2 separate regions of the Mus musculus genome follow, and region 1 is linked to region 2. Evidence: chromatin loops called from intact Hi-C (ENCODE). Cell type or tissue: left cerebral cortex. All regions are shown on one strand. Each heading gives the region's core, and the rest is flanking DNA. Links, peaks and the distances in the headings are about the cores only.

The links. Hi-C counts contacts between places; a loop is a spot of excess contacts. Peaks named below come from ENCODE experiments on the same cell type or tissue, not always from the same donor. Only the 100,000 strongest peaks of a DNase experiment are listed, where the experiment ranks them.
Region 1: it touches region 2 in a loop (8-fold over the local background); 1 of 42 quality-filtered maps calls a loop at or near these places.

What each region holds. Positions count from the first base shown.
Region 1 is chrX:73,820,413-73,827,144 of GRCm38, forward strand. Pdzd4 (PDZ domain containing 4) reads right to left here and starts at 4,557. Exons shown (of 8, transcript NM_001029868.2): 1 at 3,870-4,557. The coding sequence starts at 3,929. In left cerebral cortex, for the core only: no CTCF peak of the experiment used is centred there; DNase peaks (open chromatin) are centred at 2,813, 3,063, 3,710, 4,203 and 2 more places; H3K4me3 peaks cover 2,268 bases; H3K27ac peaks cover 1,417 bases.
Region 2 is chrX:73,878,206-73,884,937 of GRCm38, forward strand. L1cam (L1 cell adhesion molecule) reads right to left here and starts at 2,629. Exons shown (of 29, transcript NM_008478.3): 1 at 2,489-2,629. In left cerebral cortex, for the core only: a CTCF peak has its summit at 3,638; DNase peaks (open chromatin) are centred at 2,212 and 2,606; H3K4me3 peaks cover 1,558 bases; H3K27ac peaks cover 1,463 bases.

The DNA of each region.
Region 1 (6,732 bases), core at 1,240-5,239, 58 kb before region 2:
TTGAGTCAGGAGGACTGTTAATGAGCTCAAGCCCAGCCTGCTACATAGTAAGTTCTAGACTAACCTGGGATACAGCTACACTGCTTTAAAATGAAATTCCATTTACAATAGCATCAAAAGGAATAAAATACTTGGGCTAGAGAGATGGCTTGTCAGTTAAGAGTATTGGCTGCTCTTGCAGAGGACCCAATTTCAGTTCTCAGCACCCACATGGCTCATGAATGATTGTAATGGTAGTTTCAGAAGTCCCTCTAGTCCCTCCCTCCAGTCCCAGGGATCTAATGCCCTCTGTGACCTTTTAGAGAACCAGGCACCTGATGTACACACACATTCATGCAGGCAAAATGCTCATATACAATTAAAAATAATAATAAAATCCTAACATAGCCAGGCAGTGGTGGCACACACCTTTAATCCCAGCACTTGGGAGCCAGAGGCAGGTGAATTTCTGAGTTCGAGGGCAGCCTGGTCTACAGAGTGAGTTCCAGGACAGCCAGGGCTACACAGAGAAACCCTGTCTCAAAAAACAAAAACAAAACAAAACAAAACAAAAAATCCTAACAATTTTTTTTATCTAACACAAATTTAACAAAGGAAATACAAGCTATATTTGAAATAAAGACTTGGCCCAAATAAACAGGCAATAAATACTCTACAATCTGATTTAATGCCACCCCATCAAAATTCCAGTTTATTTTCAGAAAACAAGATGATCCCAAAATTCATATGGAAAGAAACAAAGGACCCAATAAAGCCAAAACAACCTTTAAAAAAAGATAAAGTTGGAAGACTAAGTACTTCCTAACTTTAAACTTCCTAGACTGTTCCATCATAATAGCATACAGATATGTAAATGGGCAATAAGCACAAGAAAAGATGCTCTACCGCATTTAGCCAATAGATATGCAAATTGCCAAATCCACAATGAGGTGGGGGGATGGCTCCTTGGTAGAGCTCTTGCCTGGCATGTGCAAGTCCTTGGCTTCCATCTCCAGCACTATATCTGAGCAAACAAACAAACAAAAAATCCACAAAAAGATGCAATTTTATTACCAGAAAATTACAAGTGTTGACAAGCATGTGGAGAAATTGGAACCTTGTGTTAGTGTTAAATGGTACCATCACTGAGAAGTAACTGTACTTCTGTAAGTTACCATATGATCCAGCAACTCCATTTTTAGGTATTATTCAAAAGAATTGAAAGCAGAGATTCAGATATCTATATACCAGTATTCATTGTAGTATTAGCCACAATAGCCAAAAGCACTGAAATGTACTCTTTGAAAAGATATATTGTATCACTGTGAATTTGATATCTAAAAGCTATGATTTTCTTTGACGTTCTAGTGTATCATGGTGAGAAAGTCTGTACTGGCAAGTTGTAGAGGTCATGAGTATACATGGATGAAATCATTTTGAAAGATACAAGGAGGGGGCTAGACAGATGGTTCAGCAGTTAGGGGTGCTGACTGCTCTTCCAGAGGACTTGGGTTCAGGTCTAGTGCCCATGTAGTGGGTCTGGGTGCCTCACAGCTGTCTGTAACCCCAAGATCTGACACTGTCACATAGATATGCAAGCAGGTGGGATGCCAATGCACATAAAATAAAGGCAAATACATTTAAGAAAGAGAGAGGCAGGGAGAAGAGTACTCAATATGGAGGAAGTACACATGTTTAAGGATCTTAGGAAGCAGAATTCATTAATTCTGAAAACTACCTGGGTTTTAAAGCAAAAATTGCCTTCTGCTCTGAAGGAAACTCTCCTTGAGGCCTATATGAGTATTCATCTCCCATAAGCTATTCATTCAGGCTACCTGATAGATCTCATTGTTTTCCATATATTGTTTCTATATTCATTCCTTTTGTTTTTACTTTATTTGAAAGGATAGTTCTTCCTTTAAAAAACATCTGGTCTCTAATTGGGTCAAGGAGAACCAGGAAAATGAAAGTTTGTGTCCAAACTTTAAAAAAGTAGCATCCCATGGGAGCTGAACACAGGGACTCTCTTACCTAGGGTCACCTCAGCCTTCCTGCCCATTGAAACCTCAATGGAGGCAGTCCTAGTTTTGAAATCCAATGGGTTCTGCTGAACCTATTTTGTTGGTACCCAGAGCTAGGTAATTTCAGATTGTTTGTTTGTTTTTGAGACAGGGTTTTTCTGTATAGCCCTGGCTGTCCTGGAACTCACACTGTAGGCCAGGCTGGCCTCGAACTCAGAAATCCACCTGCCTCTGCCTCCCGGATTAAGGGCGTGCAACACCACTGTCCGGCTCTTTTTTTGTTTTGTTTTGCTTTTTGTTTTTCGAGACAGGATTTTTCTGTAGTCCTAGCTGTCCTGTAACTCACTCTCTAGACCAGGCTGGCCTTGAACTCAGAAATCCTCTGGCTCCCAAATGCTGGGATTAAAGGCGTTTGCCACCACTGCCCGGCTTAATTTCAGAGTCTTATTCCAATAGGTGTGGCATTGAGCAGGTGAGAACTTCAAACAGTAGGAACAAGAGAGGAGAAACAACACTGATGTGGTCTGTTTGGCTTTGTGCAGACAACAGGAGACCACACATAGTCAAATAGAGAAGACCAGAAACGCCAGCAGGCTTGGACAAGACCACCCCCAACCTGGCCCTCCATGCCCACCCTCTCTTGCACATTACCTCTTATTCTTTCTAATAGAGAAGGTAAGATCACAGCAAAAATTTTGGGCTCCCGAGGCCACCTCAATACCACTACACTACTATGATTGACACAATCTCCCCTTCTACTCCCGCCACGTTCCTGAAGGTTTTTCCTCTATTCATCCAGGAACCTACAGGTTCTCCCCCAGCCAACACCTGCGCGCACTAATTCCCTGGTTCTGATCAACAAGTTCAATAGCTGGGGCACAAGTCACTAGACTCACCTGTCTGCTCCCACTTTGGCTCCTGGTCCCGACTCCCTCTTTTCTCTACACTCAGCCCTAGTATATTTCAGTGCACATCATCCTGGACACATTTCACTAAAGTACTCTCAGGGTGCACACACAGAAAGTATAGACGCGCGGGGCTGGCAAGCCTCGGCGCACACACAGACGGGGCACAGGCACGCACTCACGTAGTCACGCCACGCACAGGCAAGGAAACCCCACTCGTGGCTGAGAAGGTGGCTCAAGGTGCAAGCGGGCAGCAGGGTATCTCCTGCCGCCCCGCACGCGTCGCTCTCAACACCCTCCTTGTCCTCAAGGCCCAACAGGCCAAAGCGGATGCCAACAGGCAGAGCACGTGCTGGGCACCACCGATCGATCCCCGCGTCACCCACTCACCCAAAATGCCTGAGGCCCTGAAATCGACAGTCGTGACTTAGTCTAGAGAGTGGATGGGAAAATGGGTACTCAAACCCAGCTCCATTGACGACGTTTTAAATCTGGCCTGCCAGGCCCGGGATTCGGCCTCTGTCCCGCAGGCACTTCACTGCTTCTTTGGGTCAGGCTCCAACCCTGGGACCATGTGCCGGGAATCCAGACCGTTGCTATGCAACCTCCATCCCGCGCGGGCCACTGAGCGCCTCACTGTCCCGGGACAGAATCTTAACTTCCCACCTGGGCTGATCTGGACACATGGTTAGTGGTCGTTACGCACTCGGAGTGCCAGGTGATGTGCCTTGAACACCTACATATCTTCTTCACCCAGTTCCTTCCATCCCTGGATGGTTCCCACAGGGCGCCAGCACCCAGCAACCCATAATCTGAGGGCGAGATCAGCTCCCTACCTTTTTCTCTCGAGCCCTCTCGCCCTCCCACACCTGCCTTTCTTGACTCTACCTGGCCCTCCCCCTCGGGGTTTACAGTTTTCCTAGGTCCGGCTGCGACCCTCTCCCCAGCAGCCCAGGCGCCCTACCTGAAGCATCACTTTGTACTGCTCCTCCGGTTTCTGGACCACACACATATTACATCCCATGATGCTGGCCGGCGAGGGAAAGAGGAGAGCGGGAAGAGGAAGGTATCTTTCACTGGCCAGTGCGTGGGACCACGGGTCCCGGGCCTGGGCCCGGGGCCATACCTTACCCCGGGGGGCCGAGCCGCCTAGCGGGGGAGGGGGGCACGCCCCCAAGAGGAAGGCAGCTCCAAGCCTCTCGACTTAACTCTTTGCTGGCCGAGGCCAGACACAGGCATGCTCCTTCGCACCCAGCCAGGGGAAAAAAAGGGCGGCGGGGGATGGGCGGGCGCGCCGGGCGTTGCCTGGCTACGGCCCCCCCACCCCAGGAGGCGCGGGAGCGCGCCTGCCCGCCGGGGCCGTCAGGGGCTGTCAGGGGCCGTGGGCCACACGGCTCCCCGCCCGCGGGGCCGGCCGCTGCCGCTGCCTTTGCCGCTGTCGTCTCCAGCTCCCGCCCATGGCCATCAGCCCCGGGAGTCCAGCCTCTGGGCTTGGCGACGTGGCCCGGCCCGCCGACGGAGAGGCGGCCAGGCCCACGCCAGCTGTAGCCTCGCAGGGTCCCGCTTCTCTAGCTCACGGCGCTCTCTCAGAGCCTGGCCCACAGCCGGTCGCTTGTCTCCAGCTCCTGCCTGGAACACCGGAACGCGCGCGCGCGCGCCCGCAGCAACAGCGGGGGAGGTGTGCGGAGAAGGGGCGCACGCGCGTGGGAGAAGCAGAGGCTGGGTGCGGGCGGGAGCGGCAGGGGGCCTCAGGAGTCGGCGCAGGGAGCTGAGGGCGGGGCCTGAGTCCCTGAGACCAGATAATGCCAATGTCCGAGGGCGAGGTGTCTAGTGGACCTGTCTGCTAGGTGTGTCCCTGAGAAAAGAGGATCCTGTCTGAAGAAGAAGCTTCCCTGGACTCCTGAAGAGAGTTCAGGGCCTTGGTCTCAAGGAGAGGCTATTTCACCCCTTTCCCAGGTTCTAAATGTATCAGCCCCAATGTCTGTACTCCTTCCTCTGTCTCTCTTTAAAGACTGGTTCCCTGCTTTAACTGAGCCATTCCCTTGCTATCTCTGAAACGGATACCTTTGTTTAGAAGAAAAACGTGGGGGTGCTGTAGGTGGCAAGAGAACTACAGAGAAGCCTCATTCTTTGGGGCCTTTATGGGCACCCCCCTTGCTTGCACTGAAACCGCTGTCTGTTTCTCAGTTCCAGCCTTCCCTCCTCACACTTCTCCTTTAGCCTCTTCCCTCCCACAGGCTGCCCCTCTTCTTGATAAACCAGAGGAAAAGATGGCCTTTGGCTAGATAACAATGACCGATTGAAAGCTAGGTTCCCAGAGGCTGCCTGAGAGAGCTGCTTAGCCCTCTTACCTGCAGAAGATCCTTTGATAAAATTGTCTGGTCTTTATCTCCAGGCTCTGGCGAGTGAGGGGATTTATAACAGCATAGAAATGTTTAATTAACAGTATTGGGGGAGGCTGCTTCAATACTTTTCCTTTCCACCCCCACTTTGGTTCAAAAGACAGAAATAGGAATAACCTGAAATCCAGAAAGGAAGTATGAGTGCTTATAAACTGTCTTTCCCAGAAAGCAAAACTTGAGCCTTTCAGGAGATGACCAGTAGATCTTCCTGAGGAATACCCTTTTTGAGAGCTCAGTACAAATGTCTGTGGATGGGAGGCACTGTGTTTAGATCAGCCCCGGGGAGAGGAGATGGACCCTAGTCCTTCCACCATGGTTACTGCCACAACAGCCCCCTCTGCCCTGTAATTTGAGCTTCCTCATGCCTACAGCATAAGATCTAGATCACCTTACTTCAAGAGCAGTCTCTTAGAAATATCCTCTCCAAATCTTTTTACCTTCTAATTGTATGTATTTCACCAAGGTCCTGACCAGTCATCAAAAACATTTTCCCCCAGCCTAGCCCACAGAACTTAGCACAAGTCTTTCTTCCTTCCTTCCTTCCTTCCTTCCTTCCTTCCTTCCTTCCTTCCTTTCTTCCTTCCTTTCTTTCTTTCTTTCTTTCTTTCTTTCTTTCTTTCTTTCTTTCTTTTTTCAAGACAGGGTTTCTCTATGTAGCTATAACTGTCCTGAAACTTGCTCTGTAGATCAGTTTGGCCTCCAACTCAGAGATCCTCCTGCTCTGCCTCCCAAGTGCTGGAATTAAAGGTATGAGCTATTACTACCTACCTAGCAGGATTGGCCATTTCTTCCTCTACAAAAGGGTATGGCTTCCATGGAGGCTTTCCCTCCCAAATATCCCTCAGATCAGCAGCATGCTTTTCTTTATCCTGACATGAGCTAACTCATAAAGGAACTAGATTGCAATTGAGCCCCTGCCTGAGTTCATGTGTATGAGCTTAGGAGAAATGGCAGGACCATAGAAGCAGGTGGCATGGGGACTAAATTACCTGTTCACATATGTTGTTGAGGCCTCTTGACCCCAACTGGGCCTGGGACTTGACCTGAATGTGTGTCTATCTTGAACTTGATAGGCCTGATAATACTCAGCTATAGACTCTTGGATGTCCTAAGTACCTGGTGTATGTCAGAAGCTTTATTTTTTCTTTTTTAATATTTTTATTAGGTATTTTCCTCATTTACATTTCCAATGCTATCCCAGAAGTCCCCCATACCCTCCCCCCCACTCCCCTACCCACCCACTCCCACTTTTTGGCCCTGGCGTTCCCCTGTACTGGGGCATATAAAGTTTGCAAGTCCAATGGGCCTCTCTTTCCAGTGATGGCCGACTAGGCCATCTTTTGATACATATGCAGCTGCAGTCAAGAGCTCAGGGTTACTGGTTAGTTCATAATGTTGTTCCACCTATAGGGTTGCAGATCCCTT
Region 2 (6,732 bases), core at 1,533-5,532:
AAAAAATGAAAAACATAAGGAAAGGAGAGGAGAGGAGAGGAGAGGAGAGGAGAGGAGAGGAGAGGAGAGGAGAGGAGAGGGGAGGGGAGGGGAGGGGAGGGGAGGGGAGGGGAGGGGAGGGGAGAGGAGAGGAGAGGAGAGGAGGGGAGGGGAGGGGAGGGGAGGGGAGGGGAGGGGAGGGGAGGGGAGGGGAGGGGAGGGGAGGGGAGGGGAGAGGAGAGGAGAGGAGAGGAGAGGAGAGGAGAGGAGAGGAGAGGAGAGGAGAGGAGAGGAGAGGAGAGGAGAGGAGAGGAGAGGAGAGGAGAGGAGAGGAGAGGAGAGGAGAGGAGAGGAGAGGAGAGGAGTGGTGGCTGAAGCTCAAAATAGGTGAGGGCCAGTCAGTTTAATGATCAACAGCCAATATGTCCTCTTCACCCTGCTTAGCCAATCATGGAAAGTGTTTCTCATGGAAAGTAGCTATCTCTCAGTGACAGAAGAGTACAGACTTGGAAGAAGCCAACTGGGGAGCATAGCAGGACTCCCCTGTCTGCTAGCCTTCCTTCACTGTCTTCTTTTTTCTCTTCAAATTATCATGAAGGAAATAAACGGGAAATCTGTATTTCAAAAGGACAAGGATGGTATTGGTGACTGGTTACTTACATGTGCATTCTGGCCCAAGCAAGCACTCAGCAGTGAAAATCTATCTAGCAAATGGCTACCCACTCATGGATACTCAGTCCCTGGGCAGTCATTCTGTGAACAGCCCCCATGCCTGTGCATGGTGCTTTGCAGAAGGCTAGAGGCTGGGCACTGGGGGAGGAGTCTCTTGGGAGTAGGTAGTAGCTATCCAGGAGTGCTGTGCTGTGATGAATGTCAAATGTGTTTCCCCCTCCTTGGTAATCAGATCACAGGCAATTCCTAATTTCTTTTGTTCTCTATTTCAAATGTATTTCAGTAAGTTGCTCCTGTGTTTTTCAAATGTACTATAACAAAATATCAAGATATATTGCTTTGGGGATTGTACACACAAAAAATAATAGAGAATGACAGACTTTGGAATACAGCAAGGAGGCAGAGAAGTGGGGAGTTCCCAGTCCCAGCCCTGTCACCAATTCGCCATGTGGCCACAGACCCTTGAGGGTGACTGAAGGATTAGTGCCTGAATGGTAAGCAAGTATATACAGTGCTGCGTAGATGTTGGGCTAGGTAAGAAGCTAGGGTTGTCAAGTCCCACCATCTGCAGCAAGGGGTCCATCAGAGCTGAGGCCTTGGGCAAGCCCCACCCTAGCCACCCTACTAAAGGACCATAAAGGTGGGAAGAAAGGCTGCTGGATCTATTCACCACAAGGGCCATGTGAGTCAGCAAAGACAACACTGGGCTGCTAGTAACCGCTACCACTGGAGTTGCATTAATCAGGATCAAGACATCTACCTGAAAGGGGTGCCAGGCCCCCAGACAGATGGTGGTCCTGCCTCCCTGAGACAGATGGATAGGGGTTATAGACACTAGATCAGGAGGAGCAGTGGGCTATATCTGTTATTCTTTTCATTTCCTATCAATCAACACCCTAAAACTCTGAACCAGATAGAAGGGAATAAGGTATGGAAACGTCCCTCCTCCCATAATTAAACAGAGTATAAAACAATGTCTAAAATCGCTCCAGTCTCTACAGAAAGAGTCCCAGGCACCTTGCTTCCAGAAGTCCCTTGTCCTAAGCCAATGAGGCCCTTCTTCCCTTATTTTTACCTGATGGACCCATGGTCCACACCCATGTGCATCCACAGGCACATCAGTGAGTGCCCAAAACCATCTCTCTTAGTGTAGTCTTTATTGGCCAAAGAACCTAAGGGAGGTTCTGTGCCTGAGAGGAGACTGGTTTTGCAGTGCATTTGAGGGGATCCCCGGAGGGAATTTGGAAAGGAGGAGGTGAAGAACAAAGCCCCCTCCCCACTTTGGGGTGGAGGGGCAGGCAGCGCCCATCCATCCCTGATCCTTCTCCTCCTCCCATTACCGGAGGAGCTTCGCTCAATCTCCCCCACACCATGCTAGACACTGGCTTCTCCCCCACCCCAGCCGCAATCAGGACTTTAGATGGGGATGAGGAACAGCCACGCCCAGAGCCACACCCCACAGCGGTCGACTGGGTTAGATGGACGTTCTGCTGGGTTCACATTTCCTTCCTCACACGCATACACCCACAGGGATATGCCAACTTCAGCTCCACTTGCCCATACAGAACCTGCCTGACCACTCCTGTGCCCCTCCCTAAGCATGCATTTGGGGAGCCGCCCAGTTACCCCTCACCTGTCGAGCTCTGGCACCTAGCCACTTTCTCCAACCCCATTCCAGATCGCAGGGCTCAGAGCTCGGTGCCTAGCATGCATGGGTGGGGCTCCAGCCTTCCTACCGAGGAGGCACGAAACCCACTCCCTCTGAGCCTGAGGCGGGCTGGGTCTGGAACGTAGATGGTCGCTGCTGCGGTCAAGGGGACAAACCAGCCCACCTTACCTGCGCCGATCAGGTTGCCAGCTCAGTCTCTGTGCACGCCGACCTCGGACCTGCCACCCAGCGATGCCGCTGCCGACGCGATGTTGCTGCTGCTGCTGCTGCGGCGGCGGCGGCGGCGGGCGGGGCAGCGTGCGCGGGGAAGTGGGGGAGGAAGAGGGAGGGGGAGGTAGTGAGATCACCTCCCCCGCAGCAGGCCCCGCCTCGCCACACCCTCGTTCCTTGTTTCATCTGAACCTGGCCGCAGAGCCCCGCGCGTGATAGGGACCTCGTGGGGGGGGGGGGTCCTCTTCAGGAGCTCCAGCAGTCCCAGTATCCCCGAGATGAGAGTGACCCCCAACCTCACTATCAAGGATCCCCGCCGCCCTTGAGGCTTATATTGGAAGTCATTTGCAGAAGTATTCTCGGGATCTCGGGGCTGGACAGTGGGGAGAGGATCCAGACTGGGAACCAGATTACCTCGCCTCCACTTGGCCTTCGAGGGCTCTGGCTAGTAATGGGCATTCATATACCATTAGGTCCGGGCCGCGCCCTGGTCATGTGTTTGAATGTATCCGCACTCTCAGGGCAGAGCGCCTCTTGGAACCCCTGCCCAGCCACGACGCTAAGCCAGGGCTCTTCAGGGATGTACGCCTGAACCTGAGTCCCCAGCCTGCGAAGGAGGTGTGGCGAGGCACACCATACAGTCCCTCCTAAACACTAGGTCCCAGATTAGGCTAGAAGGGAAAGTTCTCAGAGAGAGCGCCCTTCAACCTGAAACCCCCTACTTCTGATCTTCCTCCCACTTCCCTCCTGCTCAGTGCCTTATTTCTTTGTCCTCGGGATTGGCCTCTTTCTGACCTTTCCTGGTCGACCTACTCTCGCTTACAGCCCTATGGGGAAAGCTTATGGAAAGGAGATTTTCCCAGTGGCGCCCCCTCCCAGGCTTAGGGCTGTGACCTCCCAAGCGAGGCGAAGCAGAGGGGGCTGGAATTCCAAAGTGAGTCCAGCTAGCTGAAGCTGCAGGGCAAGGAAGGCCTAGGGCCCAGATGGCAGATTGCAGCCCTGGTAGGTATGGTATTTTTATGAGCATGCCTGTTACTCAGTGAAGCATTCTGTAGGTCCTCTGCTCAGCCTGCCAACACTCCCCCAGTGGTGCAATGCCCTGATCCCATGAAAACACTTTTGGCACTCTGGCCTGGTTTCCCTTCTCATATGATCACCTCCTGCCAGCTTCCTTCCCATGAAAGAAAAACTTGGGGATGCCTGCTAGCACTCTGTGAAAGTCTGGATGTCTTTCCAGACATCCAAAGTGTACCATGGAGTCTTTAGGAAGAGTCATCTGAATGAAGTGGAGGCTTAAGCAAAGAGCTCAGAGGCCACTACTCCTTCTACAGGCCTGCCACTTGGCTCAGATGGATTCAGAATGAAGCTGCGGACCGTACTCATGAAGCTTCACTGGTTCAAATCTCCAGGAGACAGCAGAGGAGACTGAGCCAGGCAGCTAGGTCACGAAGCCAGGGGCCTTTTTAGCTGGGCAGAGAATGGTATTTTCCATGAGGCACTGAACTGAGATCAGTTTCATGACTGCACTGATGTAAGAGCGATAGGCCACAAAATTGGCCTCTCCTCTCCAGCTGCTCTCTTCACTGCCTTACTCCCAGACTGCACCCCAACTGGACCTAGTCTAGGGTTGATGCTGTTCTGGAACTTACTTTGTGGCTCAGTTTCATTTTAAACCTACATGCCCCTGTCTCATCCTGCTGAGTGCTAGGATTATAGGTGTTCACTATGTCTAGCTCTGTTTGCGAAGCCTAGACACAAGTTTTATTTCATCTCTCAAAAATCTTTGTCTTTTAAGTGTCAGCACTTGGGAGGCAAAAGCAAGCAGATATCTTGTAAGTTTGAGGCCAGTCTGGTTTACAACGTGAGTTCCAGGCCAGCCAGGGCTGTAATACAGAGAAACCCTGTCTCGAAAAACAAAACAAAACAAAACAAAACAAAACAAAACAAAACAAAACACCAAAAAAAATCAATTAAAAAGTAAAAATCCAATTGCTTGGCATCATGGTACATACCTATAATTTTGGCACTGAGAGGCAAAACAGGAGGACCTTAAGTTTGACACCAAATTGGTTTAGTGAGTTCCAGGACAGTGTGGGATACACTGTAAGAACCTGCTGCAAAAAGAAAAAAATAAATAAATAAAATAATCAGCTTCAGGAATAGGGCTAATGGGTCAGTGCGAGGCTCTCAAAAGACAAAACACAAAAACCAGCCATGAAATTGAACTTGTAGTGAAGTTGACCCTTTTGAGACACAATTGTTTCAGGAGGGTTTTTTATTTTTCTTTTGTGTTTTTATTCTGTTTTGTTTTGTTTTATGAGATTAAAGCCTTACTCTGAAGACCAGGCTGGCCTCCAACTCAGAGATCTTCCTGCCTCTGCTTCTCCAGTGCTGGGATTAAAGGTGTGAACCACTGCTGGTCTGAAGTTTTTTAATTATTTTGCTGATTAAAAAAGTGAAACCCCAGAGGCAGGCGGATTTCTGAGTTCGAGGCCAGCCTGGTCTACAAAGTGAGTTCCAGGACAGCCAGGGCTACACAGAGAAACCATGTCGCAAAAATAACCAAAAAGGGAAAAAAGACATAAAAATTATTTTTAATCATGTGCTTGTGTATGGGTGCTGGTGCCTAAGGGGGTAAGGATCCCCTGGGATCTGGAATTATAAGCAGTTATGAATTGCTTGATAAAGATGCTAGGAGTTAAACTCTGATCACCTGGAAGAATTGCACATGTTCTTAGCTGCTGAGTCATCTCTCTCTAGCCTCTGTGTTCTTGTTTGGTTTTATACTTACTATCCTGCCTCAGCTTTCCCAGTACTGGGATTAAAGACATGTGCTGTCATGCCCACCTTAGTTTGATGAGTTTTTGATACTTTATATTGTGGCCACCACCAAAATCAAGCTTCAGAACATTTCCATTACCTTCTCAAATTCTCCCAAGCTCTTTTACAGATATCCACTCCCTTCATACTCTGACCCCTGACTTCCACTGATCTGTGTGCTATATTTTCTAGAATTCTTTTTAAATGGAATCATAGAGTATTTGTTCTTTTATGGAGCTTAATTCACAAAGCATAGCTTTTGAGATTAACCACCCCAACCACCTACTGCCCTCCCCGTGTGTGTGCATGTGTCAGTGTGTGTGTGTGTGCATGTGTCAGTGTGTGTGTGTGTGTGTGCATGTGTCAGTGTGTGTGTGTGTGTGTGTGTGTGCATGTGTCAGTGTGTGTGTGTTATCAGTTCCCTTACATTGCTGAGTAATAGTCCAGTATTTGAATGTGTCATACCGTATTTAGCTGTTTACTTATTGAAGTATCTCAGGTGCTTACAGCTTTTGGCAATCATGAGTGAAGATGCTCTAAATAACTATTTACAGGATTTTGTGAGGTCATAAATTTTCATTTGTCTAGGATGGCTACCTAGTATTGAGATGCTGGATTGGATAGTAAATTTATATTGTAGTTGATCCAATTTAAACTTAACCCTGACTAGCTTACAAATGAATGAGAATCAGACTATAGTTATTTTATTTGGCTTTGACAATTAATTGAGGGTAACCCCTAATTTACTTTTTTCTTTTAAAAAATATTTATTTTTATGTACATGAGTACACTGTAGCTGTCTTCAGACATATCAGAATGGGGCATCAGATCCCATTACAGATGGTTGTGAGCCACTATGTGGTTGCTGGGATTTGAACTGCTCTTACAAAGGATTTAAATTCAGTTTCTAATACCCATATCAGAGAGTTCACAACTCGACTCCAGGAGATCAGATTTCTTCTGGCCTTTGCAGACAGCTGTACTGACCCTGCTCTCCCTCCCCCCCCAATGTAAATAATCTTCAATTAAATAAATTAACAAAGAGACTGAGAGCAAACCCAAGTACACTGTCTTGATCATCTTGAATTAAATATGCTTTCTCCTTGTTTTGTAGAAGTTACTGTAGCTATTTTACTACCCTAAATTCTTATTTATTAATGTTTTTTTTTTCCGAGACAGGGTTTCTCTGTGTAATAGCCTGGCTGTCCTGGAATTCACTCTGTAGACTAGGCTGGCCTTGAACTCACAAAGATCTATCTATCTGCCTCCAGAGTGCTGAGATTAAAGATATGCACTGCCACTGCCACATGCATTCTTAACAGAGTGTGAAGTTAATCAATATCTCAACTTTGGTGGTTATAATGTAGGTCTACAAATTCCCT